Linked DNA regions of Homo sapiens: region 2 is linked to region 1. Evidence: chromatin contacts called from ENCODE Hi-C or POLR2A ChIA-PET data. All regions are on one chromosome and are shown on one strand. Each heading gives the region's core, a stretch centred on a gene start or an enhancer-like site at or near the end of the contact. The rest is flanking DNA. Distances are from core to core; before and after follow the strand shown. Region 1 holds the start of MRPL52 (mitochondrial ribosomal protein L52). Region 2 holds the start of PSMB5 (proteasome 20S subunit beta 5).

What was found. Hi-C counts contacts between places; a loop is a spot of excess contacts on that map. ChIA-PET counts read pairs that join two places held with the same protein, here RNA polymerase II (POLR2A). Pooled maps may share reads with other maps.
Region 2: a pooled map shows a loop between it and region 1 (16-fold over the local background). The contact joins the promoter of PSMB5 here to the promoter of MRPL52 in region 1. A Hi-C loop is called at or near these places in 10 of 50 pooled maps. POLR2A ChIA-PET finds 5 or more read pairs at or near these places in 2 of 52 experiments (PC-9 and WTC11).

What each region holds. Positions count from the first base shown.
Region 1 is chr14:22,827,551-22,833,816 of GRCh38, forward strand. MRPL52 (mitochondrial ribosomal protein L52) reads left to right here and starts at 2,337. Exons shown (of 5, transcript NM_180982.3): 1 at 2,337-2,390; 2 at 2,503-2,560; 3 at 2,637-2,704; 4 at 5,868-5,932. The coding sequence starts at 2,363. RefSeq lists an enhancer at 2,241-2,320.
Region 2 is chr14:23,031,367-23,037,632 of GRCh38, forward strand. It overlaps PSMB5 (proteasome 20S subunit beta 5), which reads right to left and starts at 3,534. Exons shown (of 3, transcript NM_002797.5): 1 at 3,318-3,534; 2 at 2,002-2,308. The coding sequence starts at 3,515. RefSeq lists enhancers at 3,260-4,459, 3,260-3,929, 3,714-4,008.

The sequences.
Region 1 (6,266 bases), core at 1,087-3,586:
TCTCGACCAAATTTTGGAAGATCAGGGATTCTCTGGAGGGGATGCTCTCAGACCTCAGCAAATTGTCCTACTTGTTTGAGCCATAAAGTTAGCTCATGCTGGTACCAAGCACCGATAGGAGATTTCTTTTATTTTTTTGAGACGGAGTCTCGCTCTGTTGCCCAGGCTGGAGGGCAGTGGCACGATCTTGGCTCACTGCAATCTCCGCCTCCTAGGTTCAAGTTATTCTCCAGCCACCCGAGTAGTTGGGATTACAAGTGCATGCCACCACGACCGGCTAATTTTGTATTTTTAGTAGAGATGGGGTTTCACCATGTTGGCCAGGCTGGTCTCAAACTCCTGACCTCAAGTGATCCACCCGCCTTGTCCTCCCAAAGTGCTGTGATTACAGGCATGAGCCACCACGCCCAGCCAATAGGAGATTTTTTTTTTAAGGTCAAGGGCATCTCCACTCAGAATTCCTCTGTGCTTACCAAAATGTGAAACCCCAAAATTTGAGACAGGTCTCAGTTAATTTAAAAAGTTTATTTTGCCAAGGTTGGGGATGTGCCTGTGACACAGTCTCAGGAAGTCCTGAAGACATGTGCCCAAGGTGGTCCGGGCGTAGCTTGGTTTTATACATTTTAGGGAGACATGAAAATGTAAGAAGTCACATTAGTTCTGTCCAGAAAGGCAGAGACAGCTCAAAGCAAGGCCCCCTCACTGGGGGCCCCCAGGTCACATGTAGGTGAGAGACAGATGGTTGCATTATTTTGAGTTTCTGACAAGTCTTTCCAGAAGAGGTAGTCAGAATATGCATCTGTCTCTGTGAGTAGACAGATGACTTTGGATAGAATTGGAGGCAGATTTGCCCTGAGTGGTTCCCAGGTTCTCAGCTTGAAGAGGACCAAGATATTTTCCCTTCACACCTGGCAGACAGTTAATGGGCTCTTTTGTAGGAGTTTCAGGATTTATAAAGCACTTTCACTCACATTATCACTTTTAGATCGTTTTCACAAATGTAACATATTAAGCATTTTTAAAATTAAAAAATGAAGGATAAATGACTTCTCCAAGACAGTACTGAATAGCAAGTGATAAAAGGAGGGGAGTCGCCAATCAGGGTTTGCCACTTTCTAGTACCTACCTCACAGGGTTGTTGCAAGGATAATATTAAGCAATGTGCGGTGGTAGCACTTATAAAAATGGAATGTCACATCTTAGCTCCAATACAATACCCCTTTCTCAGGAAAGTCATCTTTGATGGTCTACTGTAGATCAAGTTCACACTATAAACTCACAAACAACATGTATTTCCTTTCCCAGCACTCAATGACAATATTCATGTATGTCATCATTTGATTGTCTGTTTTTTTTTTTTTAGTTGGAGTTTCACTCTTCTTGCCCAGACTGGAGTACAATGGCGCAATCTTGGATCACCACAACCTCTGCCTCCCGGGTTCAAGCAATTCTCCTGCCTCAGCCTCCCGAGTAGCTGGGATTACAGGCATGTGCCACCATGCCTGGCTAATTTTGTATTTTTAGTAGAGACAGGGTTTCTCCATGTTGGTCAGGCTGGTCTCGAACTCCCAACCTCAGGTGATCCGCCAGCCTCAGCCTCCCAAAGTGCTGGGATTACAAGTGTGAGCCACTGCACCTGGCCTGTCTTGTTTCTTTTATACCGAGAGCTCTATCAGGATATTGATGTCTGGTTTTGTTCTCCATAAAATCTACGCCTAATACAGCACTTATCACACAGAATTTTTTTTGAGACAAGGTCTCGCTCTGTTACCCAGACTGGAGTGCAGTGGCATGATCTCTGCTTACTGCAGCCTTCGGCCTCCCAGGCTCAAGCCATCCTCCCACCTCAGCCTCCCAAGTAGCTGGGACCACAGGCATGCGCCACCACACCCAGCTAATTTTTCATTTTTTTGTAGAGAGGGAGTTTCGCCATGTTGCCCAGGCTGGCCCAATTTCCGATTAACTCTAGATTTGATTACTTTTCTTAGTCTAGGAAAACTGTGTTACAGTGATGCGAGGATCTGTAGAATGACGTGGATGTTACCCCTGAGATCAAAGTTACTATTAATATCAATTTCAATGAACTAGAGACCGCTGTAGGGAGGTTGTGGGAACTGTTCAGAACGGCTTAATCTGGGAGGACACGACTTCCACTGAGAATGCATGCGCTGAACGACAATTCGTTTTCACCTCAAAAACCTGTACTGCAGTTTTGTCTCTCCTTCCGTACGATGACCCAAGATGGCGGAGCCGTGATTGAAAACCCAGATTCAAGATGGCGACTTCCTGCTTCCCCGATAGCGTCGCGCGTGGCCACCGAGGCCACGCCTACTTCCGGCTACCCCGGCTACTCCTGCTCAGCATGGCTGCTTTAGGGACTGTTCTCTTCAGTGAGTGGGTATAGATAGGGACCGTGGACTCGGGGGCCCTTTGGGGACGGGCACAGGACCCCTGATCCGGCTGCGCGGCCTCTCCCCCAACTCTGCTCTGTTCTCCCAGCAGGTGTCCGGAGGCTGCACTGCAGCGTAGCCGCTTGGGCGGGCGGCCAGTGGCGACTACAGTGAGTCCTGGGATGAGGGCACCTGGGGGACCAGAAGCTGGGCTAGGTCCTCACAGATCTGTTTTTCTCCACACAGGCAGGGACTGGCTGCCAACCCCTCCGGCTACGGGCCCCTTACCGAGCTCCCAGACTGGTCATATGCGGGTAAGCGCTGATCTGGCAGTTAACTCCACTGGGGAGATTTTCACCTAGAGGGAACGCCCCTGGACGGGGAGCTGGGGGTATCAAGGTGGGGGCGTGTAAAAGTGTTTAACTTTTTATTTGGAAAACGGAATTTGGGGAAAGAAACCCTCTTGTTTATTTTGTAGATTGCATTTCGACTAAGGAAGGTAAAGCTAAACAGGATCTTGGCTTGTGGAGATAAGCAGAAGATAATTCTGACTTGGGGCCGCCAGGGTGGAAGGGGGTGACAAGACTTCTGCGTTTTTCAAAGGGGGACATTTTTTTTTAACCAAGAACCACTTTTCTCTGTGGTTAGTGAATTTTCAGTATTTGGTACCAAATGCAGGGAGAGCTCTTTGAAAAGCTGCAGAAATAAGCGTCTCAGAGGGGTAGAAGGATGAAGACTATGGATGGCAGGCTCCCTTCAGAAAATTCTTTTACCTTTACTTACAAAAGAGAGAGGGAGGGAGAATAAATATTAGCCCTAGAAGGGAGAACCTTAGAGAAGTTGAAGCTACTCCCCATTCTCCTTATGAGACTCCAGTGTACAAGTAGGAAATTTGAGGCCTACAGAAGTGAATTGCACATGATCATACAGCTAGGTAGTAGCAAATCCAGGACTAGAACATAGGCCAGTCCTCCTTGACAACACAGAGATCTGAATATTTAATACCCTATTGTTGCTCTCTAGGGGTATGATCCTGCTTAATTGGATAATTGGTGACTGAGGAAGATGGTGAAGATTTTTTCTACTTGTTATTTACTGTAAGAAGCCTGGCATCTCCTTGTAGTAGTATGGACTATTGGAAAGACTCTGGAATTACATATGACTGCTTTTTTTTTTTTTTTTTTTTTTTTGAGATGGGGTCTTGCCCTGTCACCCAGGCTGAAGTGCAGTGGCATGATCATCGCTCACTGCAGCCTTGATCTCCTGGGCTCAAGCAGTCCTCCCACCTCAGCCCCCCAAGTAGGTGGGACCACAGGCACACACCACCATTCCTGGCTAATTTTTTTTTTTAACTTTTAGTAGAGACAGGCTCTTGCTATGTTGCCCAAGCTGGTCTTGTACTCCTTAGCTCAAGTGATCCACTTCAGCCTCCCAAAGTGCTGGGATTACAGGCATGAGCCACCACGCCCAGCCTATGGACCTTATTCTTAATCCAGGCTTCCCTTCTCGCTAAGTTTGTGGTCTTGGACAAATTACTTAATTTTATCTTAGTCTCAGTTTCCATATCTGTAAAAGAATACCTATCTCATGTGGTTCTTTTAAGGATAAAATGAAACAACCAATGTAAAGCATGTGGCATACACAATATTGGTTCCCCTTCCTGGTAAATAACACCTCTTCTCTGTCTTGCCTTCAAACTTTTGGGCAGAGTTTTCACTCTGTTTCTTTCTTTGCGGAAAGTAAACTACTTGGGTTAGATACTGCATCTTTTCAGCAAGTCAGCAGGTATTTATGGATTTTTATTAACATGCTTATGTGTCTACACTATACTGTGAATAGCAAAAGCTAGCAACACAGTCCCTGACCCAAAGAACTTAAAGTCTAACTGGGACAAAGCATGGACTTTTTAAAAATTAAGTAATAGTATTCAGGGCCATGCATCTACAGTTCCAGATACTCGGGAGGCTGAGGCAGGAGAATCGCTTAAGCCCAGGAGGCAGAGGTTGTAATAATCTGAGATCATGCCATTGCACTCCAGCCTGGGCGACGGAGCGAGACCTTGTCTCAAAAATAATAATAAATAATATTTCAATACTCTGCGCCTTTCCAAAAGGACCTGAGGTAGCTAAATAACACTTAAAAAAATAAAACAGAAGAGTACAGTAAATGTCCCAAGGCAAATAGGTGAATATTAAATATTCAGTACTTCTTTCAGAAGAGAAGGCTGATGGACTTGAAGAGATGAGCGTTTCTGGGAAAGTTAGGGTTTGAGTGGACCTAAGGATGAAGATTTGGCTGGAAGAAAAGGAAAAGAGGGCATTTCATTGTGGAGTGGGATGGAATTTAGCAAAGGTACATAGAACAACAGTGATCACATTGCTTAAGAGTTTCTGGTTTTTTTTGTTTTTTGTTTTTTTTGAGATGGAGTCAGGCTCTGTCGCCCAGGCTGGAGTGCAGTGGTGCGATCTTGGCTCACTGCAAGCTCAGCCTCCCGGGTTCAGGCCATTCTCATGCCTCAGCCTCCCTAGTAGTTGAGACTACAGGCGCCCACCACCACGCCCGGCTAATTTTTTGTATTTTTAGTAGAGACAGGGTTTCACCGTGTTAGCCAGGATGGTCTCAATCTCCTGACCTCGTGATCCGCCTGCCTCAGCCTCCCAAAGTGCTGGGATCACAGGTGTGAGCCACCACGCCTGGCCAAGAGTTTCTGAAGACAAAACAGTAGATTCAGCATTGCAGAGGACCTCAAATACAAGGCTAGTGAGAGTTCAGTGAAATAGAGTAGTAAATTAGCCGGGTGTGGTGGTGCGCACCTGTAATCCCAGTTACTCGGGAGGCTGAGGCAGGAGAATTGCTTGAACCTGGGAGGCGGAAGTTGCGGTGAGCTGAGATCATGCCATTGCACTCCAGCCTGGGCAACAAGAGCAAAAGTCTGTCTCAAAATAAAAAATAAAAAAGGCCGAGCACGGTGGCTCATGCTTGTAATCCCAGCACTTTGGGAGGCCGAGGCAGGTGGATCACGAGGTCAAGAGATCGAGACTATCCTGGCCAACTTGGTGAAATCCCGTCTCTACTAAAAATACAAAAATTAGCCAGGGATGGTGGCACGTGTTTGTAGTCCCAGCTACTCGGGAGTCTGAGGCAGGATAATCTCTTGAACCCGGGAGGCAGAGGTTGCAGTGAGCTGAGATTGCACCACTGCACTCCTACCTGGCAACAGAGCGAGACTGTCTCAAAAAATAATAAATAAATGAAATAAAATGAAATAGAGTAGTAATATGTCTAGGAGCTTATTCTGGGTTATCGTACCTCACCCTTGAAGATGATGGACATATTTTAGGATAATTAAGCTACAATGTATATGAAATGGAAGAGAGGAGCTAGAGATTGGTTCTTCCCTTATTCCTATCACAGTATTTGCACAAGGTGATGCAGTCCATCTCTAACACTTGACTTTTCTCTCACTTCTACTTGTAGATGGCCGCCCTGCTCCCCCAATGAAAGGCCAGCTTCGAAGAAAAGCTGAAAGGGAGACGTTTGCAGTGAGTGGTTAGAGCAACAGCCAGGGCTACCTGGAAGGAGAACATTTAAATCATAATTTGTCTTGAGCTGTGTTGCACCTAAGCAAACATGTACCCCTCATACAGAGGTTTTATTAATAACAGCCAAAGGTTTTTTTTGTTTTTGTTTTTGTTTTTTGTGAGACGGAGTTTCGCTCTTGATGCCCAGGCTGGAGTGCAATGGCGCTATCTCAGCTCACTTCAACCTACTCCCGGGTTCAAGCGATTCTCCAGCCTCAGCCTCCTGAGTAGCTGGGATTACACACGTGTGCCACCACACCCAGCTAACTTTGTATTTTTAGTAGAGACAGGGTTT
Region 2 (6,266 bases), core at 2,284-4,783, 210 kb after region 1:
CTCTCACATCCGGTTTTTAATTTCCTTTCATCCTCCATTGGGTAGTAAGTGGATACTCCCTACAGCCCTTTCTATTCTCGTTTGAAAGCAAGTGAAAAAGTGGTAGGTACCCTATAATTGTTCTATAAGATAACTAGGTATTTAGTAAGCAGGTAAATGAATGAAGCAAAATCAAAAGGAGGAAAGAATAATTATTTTTAAGCATATGGAAGGGAAAATTAGAAGGTGACTAGCTATACTCCAACTTTACTAAACGGGCAATTCAAAACTGGCTGATGAGGAAATGACATTAAATACAAAGTTGAACTGTCTGGCAAGTTTCTTAAATGCTGGAAAGGAAAAACAGGCTAAGGAACTTATTTTCAGAGATGATAGAACCGGACCTAGCATGATTGTAAGGGTGATTATAACCAGCAAAGAAATAAAAGAAATGAGCCCAGGACTAGGCGCAATGGCTCACTCCTGTAATCTCAACACTTTGGCAGGCTGAGGTGGGCAGATCACCTGAGGTCAGGAGTTCAAGACCAGCCTGGCCAACATGGTGAAACCCTGTCTCTACTAAAAATACAAAAATTAGACGCGCATGGTGGCATATGCCTGTAGTCTCAGCTACATGGAAGGTTGAGGCAGGAGAATCACTTGAACCTGGGAGGCAGAGATTGCAGTGAGCTGAGATCCCGCCGCTGCACTCCAGTCGGGGCGACAGAGCGAGACTCCATCCCCACCCCCTCAAAAAAGAGAGGAGCCCAAAAGGCCCCTTCTAGGCCAAAGACTCTCTAAAGAAAAAAAGAGAAGAGGCCGGGTGCAGCGGCTCACGCCTTTAATCCTGGCACTTTGGGAGGCTGAGGCGGGTGAATCACCTGAGGTCAGGATTTCGAGACCAGCCTGGCCAACATGGTGAAACCCCATCTCTACTAAAAATATAAAATTAGCTGGGCATGCTGGTGGGCGCTTGTAATCCCAGGTACTTGGGAGACTGCGGCAGGAGAATCACTTGAACCCAGGAGGCAGAGGTTGTAGTGAGCTGAAACAATGCCATTACACGCCAGACTGGACGATCGGAGTGAAACTTTGCATCTCAAAAAAAGAAAAAAAGAAAAAAACAGAAGAGAAATGACTAACTTTTGAGGGACAACCATATATTAGAGTCCAATACAGTAGCCACAAGCCACACATGGTCAATGAACACTTGAAATAGCACTACTGCCACATGTGGGATTCAACGAATTCTTTTTTTTGTTTTTTTTTTTGAGACAGAGTCTCGCTCTGTTGCCCAGGCTGGAGTGCAGTGGCACCATCTCGACTCACTGCAAGCTCCGCCTCCTGGGTTCACACTATTCTCCTGCCTCAGCCTCCTGAGTAGCTGGGACTACAGGCGCCTGCCACCACGCCTGGCTAATTTTTTGTATTTTTGGTAGAGACGGGGTTTCACCTTGTTAGCCAGGATGGTCTCGATCTCCTGACCTCGTGATCCACTGTCTCAGCCTCCCAAAGTGCTGGGATTACAGGAGTGAGCCACCACGCCCGGCCTTCAACGAATTCTTAAATTCTTTTTTTTGAGACAGAGTCTCACTCTGTCGCCCAGGCTGGAGTGCAGTGGCGCGATCTCTGCTCACTGCAACATCCACCTCCTGGGTTCAAGCAATTCTCATGCCTCAGCCTCCTGAGCAGCTGGTATTACAGGCGCCCGCCACCACGCCGGGCTAATTTTTGTATTTTTAGTAGAGATGGGGTTTCGCCATGTTGGCCAGGCTGGTCTTGAATTCCTGAACCTGGGGGCGGAGGCTGCAGTGAGCTGAGATCATGCCACTGCACTCCAGCCTGAGCGACAGAATGAGACACAGTCTAAAAAAACAGGAAAAAAAAAAAGAGAGAAGGAAGGGCTAAGGACCTAATTACACTTCTTCAGCATTGACACCAAGCCCTTTAATTCATCTGTCCATCCAACCCCTCCTCACTGTAGTGTCAGCCCAAGGATCATGTGGTTGCAGCTTAACTCACCAGGGCCTCTCTTATCCCAGCCACAGATCATGGTGCCCATGGACAGCCCCATGCCTTTGTACTGATACACCATGTTGGCAAGCAGTTTGGAGGCAGCTGCTACAGAGATGCGTTCCTTATTTCGAAGCTCATAGATTCGACATTGCCGAGCCAACAGCCGTTCCCAGAAGCTGCAATCCGCTGCGCCCCCAGCCATGGTGCCTAGCAGGTATGGGTTGATCTCTATCACCTTCTTCACCGTCTGGGAGGCAATGTAAGCACCCGCTGTAGCCCTGGAGTCAGCTGCAACTATGACTCCATGGCGGAACTGTTAAGATCAGAGGAAAACACAAAACAGGCCACATAAGACCACAAAAACACTCCTACATACTTCTTTTTGCATCAATCCAAACCCAGCACATCTCTTTCTCCGTCCTTTTATACTTCACAGTATACTTCTATACTTCACCATATATTAATGTCACCCGAGCTTCACATCAATCCCTTGACATGGATATAACCCATATTAAATTCATTTTATAGGATGGGCGTGGTGGCTCACTCCTGTAACCCAGGCATTTTGGGAGACCAAGGCGGGAGGACCGCTTGAGGCCAGGTGCTGGAGACCAGCCTGGGCAACACAGGGAGATCCATCTCTACAAAAAGTAAAAAAACTTAGCCTGTCGTGGTGGTGTGTGCCTATAGTGTCAGCTACTCTGGAGGCTGAGGCGCTGGAGCCACTGCACTCCAGCCTGAGCGACAGCGAAAAGCCCTGTTTCAAAAAAAAAAAAAAAACAAATCATTTTATAGATGAGGAAACAGGTTCAATGAAATCAAATGATTTCTCAATCTAGAGCTAGTTATTGCAGAGCTGGGCAAGGAACCCCAAATGTCTGATTCTTAGTACAATGCTTACCCTCACCACGCTTCCCCTTCATGCCAGTTTCAGTTACCCCTGCCTTGAGGGGCCGCCCAGTTTCCAAAACTTTGGTAAACGTTTACAATAGCCTTCCCTCGGCCAAGATTCATTGTTGTTGCGGCCTTTCCCAGCTAGAAGATCCTGAACAGCAGCAACCTGGGGTCGCCTAGGAATCAACCCAAGAGGCCTCACCTTCCTCCCCCGACTTACCCCCGGCCCCACCGCCACCCTTTCCAACCAGAGCAAAGACAGGGGCCTCCTGGGCCAATGAGACAGCAAAACTGCTGCGGTCCGAACGAGAGGACCCAGCCTCCGCCTGGGTTGGTGGCCAAGGCCACCGCAAACTCCGGTCAGGCTGGGAGGCCAGGCAAGTCGCGGGCGTTCAGTACTCAGCCTGGCAAGGGGGCTGGCTCCACACCTTGAAGGCCAGGGTGGTTGTTCCATGAAGCATTTCGATTCCTGGCTCTTCTGGGACACCCCAGCCTGGCGCGGCCAGGCTCAGACCATCACTGAGACTCCCTGGACCTAGATCCAGCAGATCTGCACGACCCCCAAGTCCGAAAAACCCGCGCTGGTTCACCGGTAGCGGTCTCTCCAACACGCTGGCAAGCGCCATGTCTAGTGTGGGCAGAAAGAACTAATTCTGAGAACGCCTAGCAAAGATAGGCCGGGCAACGCCTCGCCGTCACAGCTTCACTTCCTATTAAATCTATTCCGGAATGGAGCCATTTTGACTGCTGGCAAGCACGCCTCCAAAAAGAAGAGCCAGATGCGAAAGACCATTTTCACTGAAGGGGGTCGGGGAAATAGATGGCTTCACTAACCTTAAATTCTAAAAGGACGTACCTGCCATCTTGGCTTTGGTCATGCAAGTAGTCCTGGATCAGAATAACCTCAAAATCACAGGAAGTGACTGAAAACGTCCATGTTGCGTAAGGGAAGTGAGGTCGGCCATCTTTGAGAAGGGCGTGACTGGTTGAAAATCGGTTCTGAACCCTTAGCGGTGAGTCCTCCCACTCCAGCCTGGTGTCCAAGCAACAGGTTACATCGCTGCTGCTTCAGCACCTTGTTAACGCGCCTGAGGTTGCCATCTTGTTTAAGGGCACCTTCTAAAATTGGGTAAAATAATGATCCATTCTGAGGCCATTTCCCTATATTAGTTAAACCACAGCAATTAGTGGTAAAACAACGCAACAAAATAAAAGTGCTATACCTCTTGTTGTCAGTCGCCATACAGCAACCCTTCTTTAACAGTAACCGGTTATTAATATCCAATATTCGTTCTCTTGACTCCTACCTTCTGGTGGAAATTCGAATAAGTAATGAATTGCCTAAAAGGCAGATGGAAGAAGAAAAAGCAAAGGGTCCAGTTAATCCACAAACTAGATTCTCAGTTCAGACCTGAATAAGTGTCAGTAGTAATTTACCATCTCAGAGACGGGAGGACGGTTGAGACTGCATAAATATGTACCAAGAGATTCTCTAACTTCAACTTGCTAAGATGATGCCTTTTATTCAGGAACATACTATATTTCATTGCCTCTTCCTCCCTCCACCCACCTTCATTTTTCAAATCTTTTGGGAACTATAACAAACCGGGAAGTGTGCATATGTATGAAATGTTGCCTCCTGCTTTATGGTTCTATGAAGTCAGTCTCTGGCCTTCCTTGTTGGATTCTAGCAGCAACATCTATCAACACCGAAATTCCACTTTCCTCTGATGCCCAGTTCGGCCCCATCTTTCCCCCAGCAGACTCTGCATATGCTGTATTGTTTTTGTTTGTTTGTTTGTTTGTTTTTTGAGACCAAGTCTTGCTGTGTCCCCCAGGCTGGAACACAGTGGCACGATCTCTGCTCACTGCAACCTCTGCTTCCCAGGTTCAAGCGATTCTCCTGCCTCAGCCTCCCGAGTAGCTGGGATTACAGGCGCCTGCCTCCACAACAGGCTAATTTGTGTGTGTGTGTGTGTGTGTGTGTGTGTGTGTGTGTGTGTGTGTGTTTAGTAGAGACGGGGTTTCACCGTGTTAGCCAGGATGGTCTTGATCTCCTGACCTCGTGATCCACCCACCTCGGCCTCCCAAAGTGCTGGGATTACAGGCATGAGCCACCGTGCCCGGCCTCACGCCTGGCTAATTTTTGTATTTTTAGTAGAGATGGGGTTTCACCATATTGGCCACGCTGGTCTCAAACTCTTGACCTCAGGTGATCCGCTTGTTAGCCAGGATGGTCTTGATCTCCTGACCTCGTGATCCACCCACCTCGGCCTCCCAAAGTGCTGGGATTACAGGCATGAGCCACCGTGCCCGGCCTCACGCCTGGCTAATTTTTGTATTTTTAGTAGAGATGGGGTTTCACCATATTGGCCACGCTGGTCTCAAACTCTTGACCTCAGGTGATCCGCTTGCCCCGGCCTCCCAAAGTGCTGGGATTACAGGTGTGAACCACTGCGCCTGGCCTATGCTGTATTTTTAATGCTGAAATTGGCAACCCTTTCCAAGCCCAATCATCAGAATAGAATTAAACAGGAGATCTTTGTGTTTCACACTTGGATGATGTGGAAAATGCGGAGTGCGTCTGTTTACTGAGCATATATTATTTTGCAGTCACCCCTGCAGTGCAACTAGTCTTTCTGCCTCCTTCCAGTGGTTTTTCACTCTGCCACTGATAGCATGTGTACCTCTCTTAAGGCCCTTTTACATTTTACCTGGTTAGAAATTACATTTATCTCCTACCGGATTGTGAGCTTTTAAATACAAGTACTTACTATTCATTTCTGTACCCACTGTATGCTTAATACATATTTGCCAAATGAACACCTGAAAGAATGACAGCAGTGGTCTTCTAGTCAAAAAGGCTTGAAGTCCTTGCTTATCTTTTACAGCTTTTTTCTTTCCTTCATATCCAGTTAGTTGCATGGTCCTGTTGATTATTTCCACTTCAGTGTTTCTCACATTCTTTTTCATTACAACTGATACCACCTTTGGCTTCTTATGTCCTCATTCTGGAATTGCTGAAATATTCTCCTTATTTTATTTTATTTTTTTGAGATGGAGTCTCGCTCTGTCGCCCAGGCTGGAGTGCAGTGGCGCAATATTGGCTCACTGCAACCTCTACCTCCTGGATTCAAGTGATTCTCCTGCCGTAGCCTCCCAAGTAGCTGGAACTACAGGTGTGTGCCACCATACCTGGATAATTTTTTTTTTTTTTGAGACGGAGTCTCGCTCTGTCACCCAGGCTGGAGTGCAGTGGCACAATCTTGGCTCACTGCAAGCTCCGCCTCCCGGGTTCACGCCATTCTCCTGCCTCAGCCTCCCGAGTAACTAGGACTACAGGCGCCCGCCACCATGCCCGCTAATTTTTGTTTTTT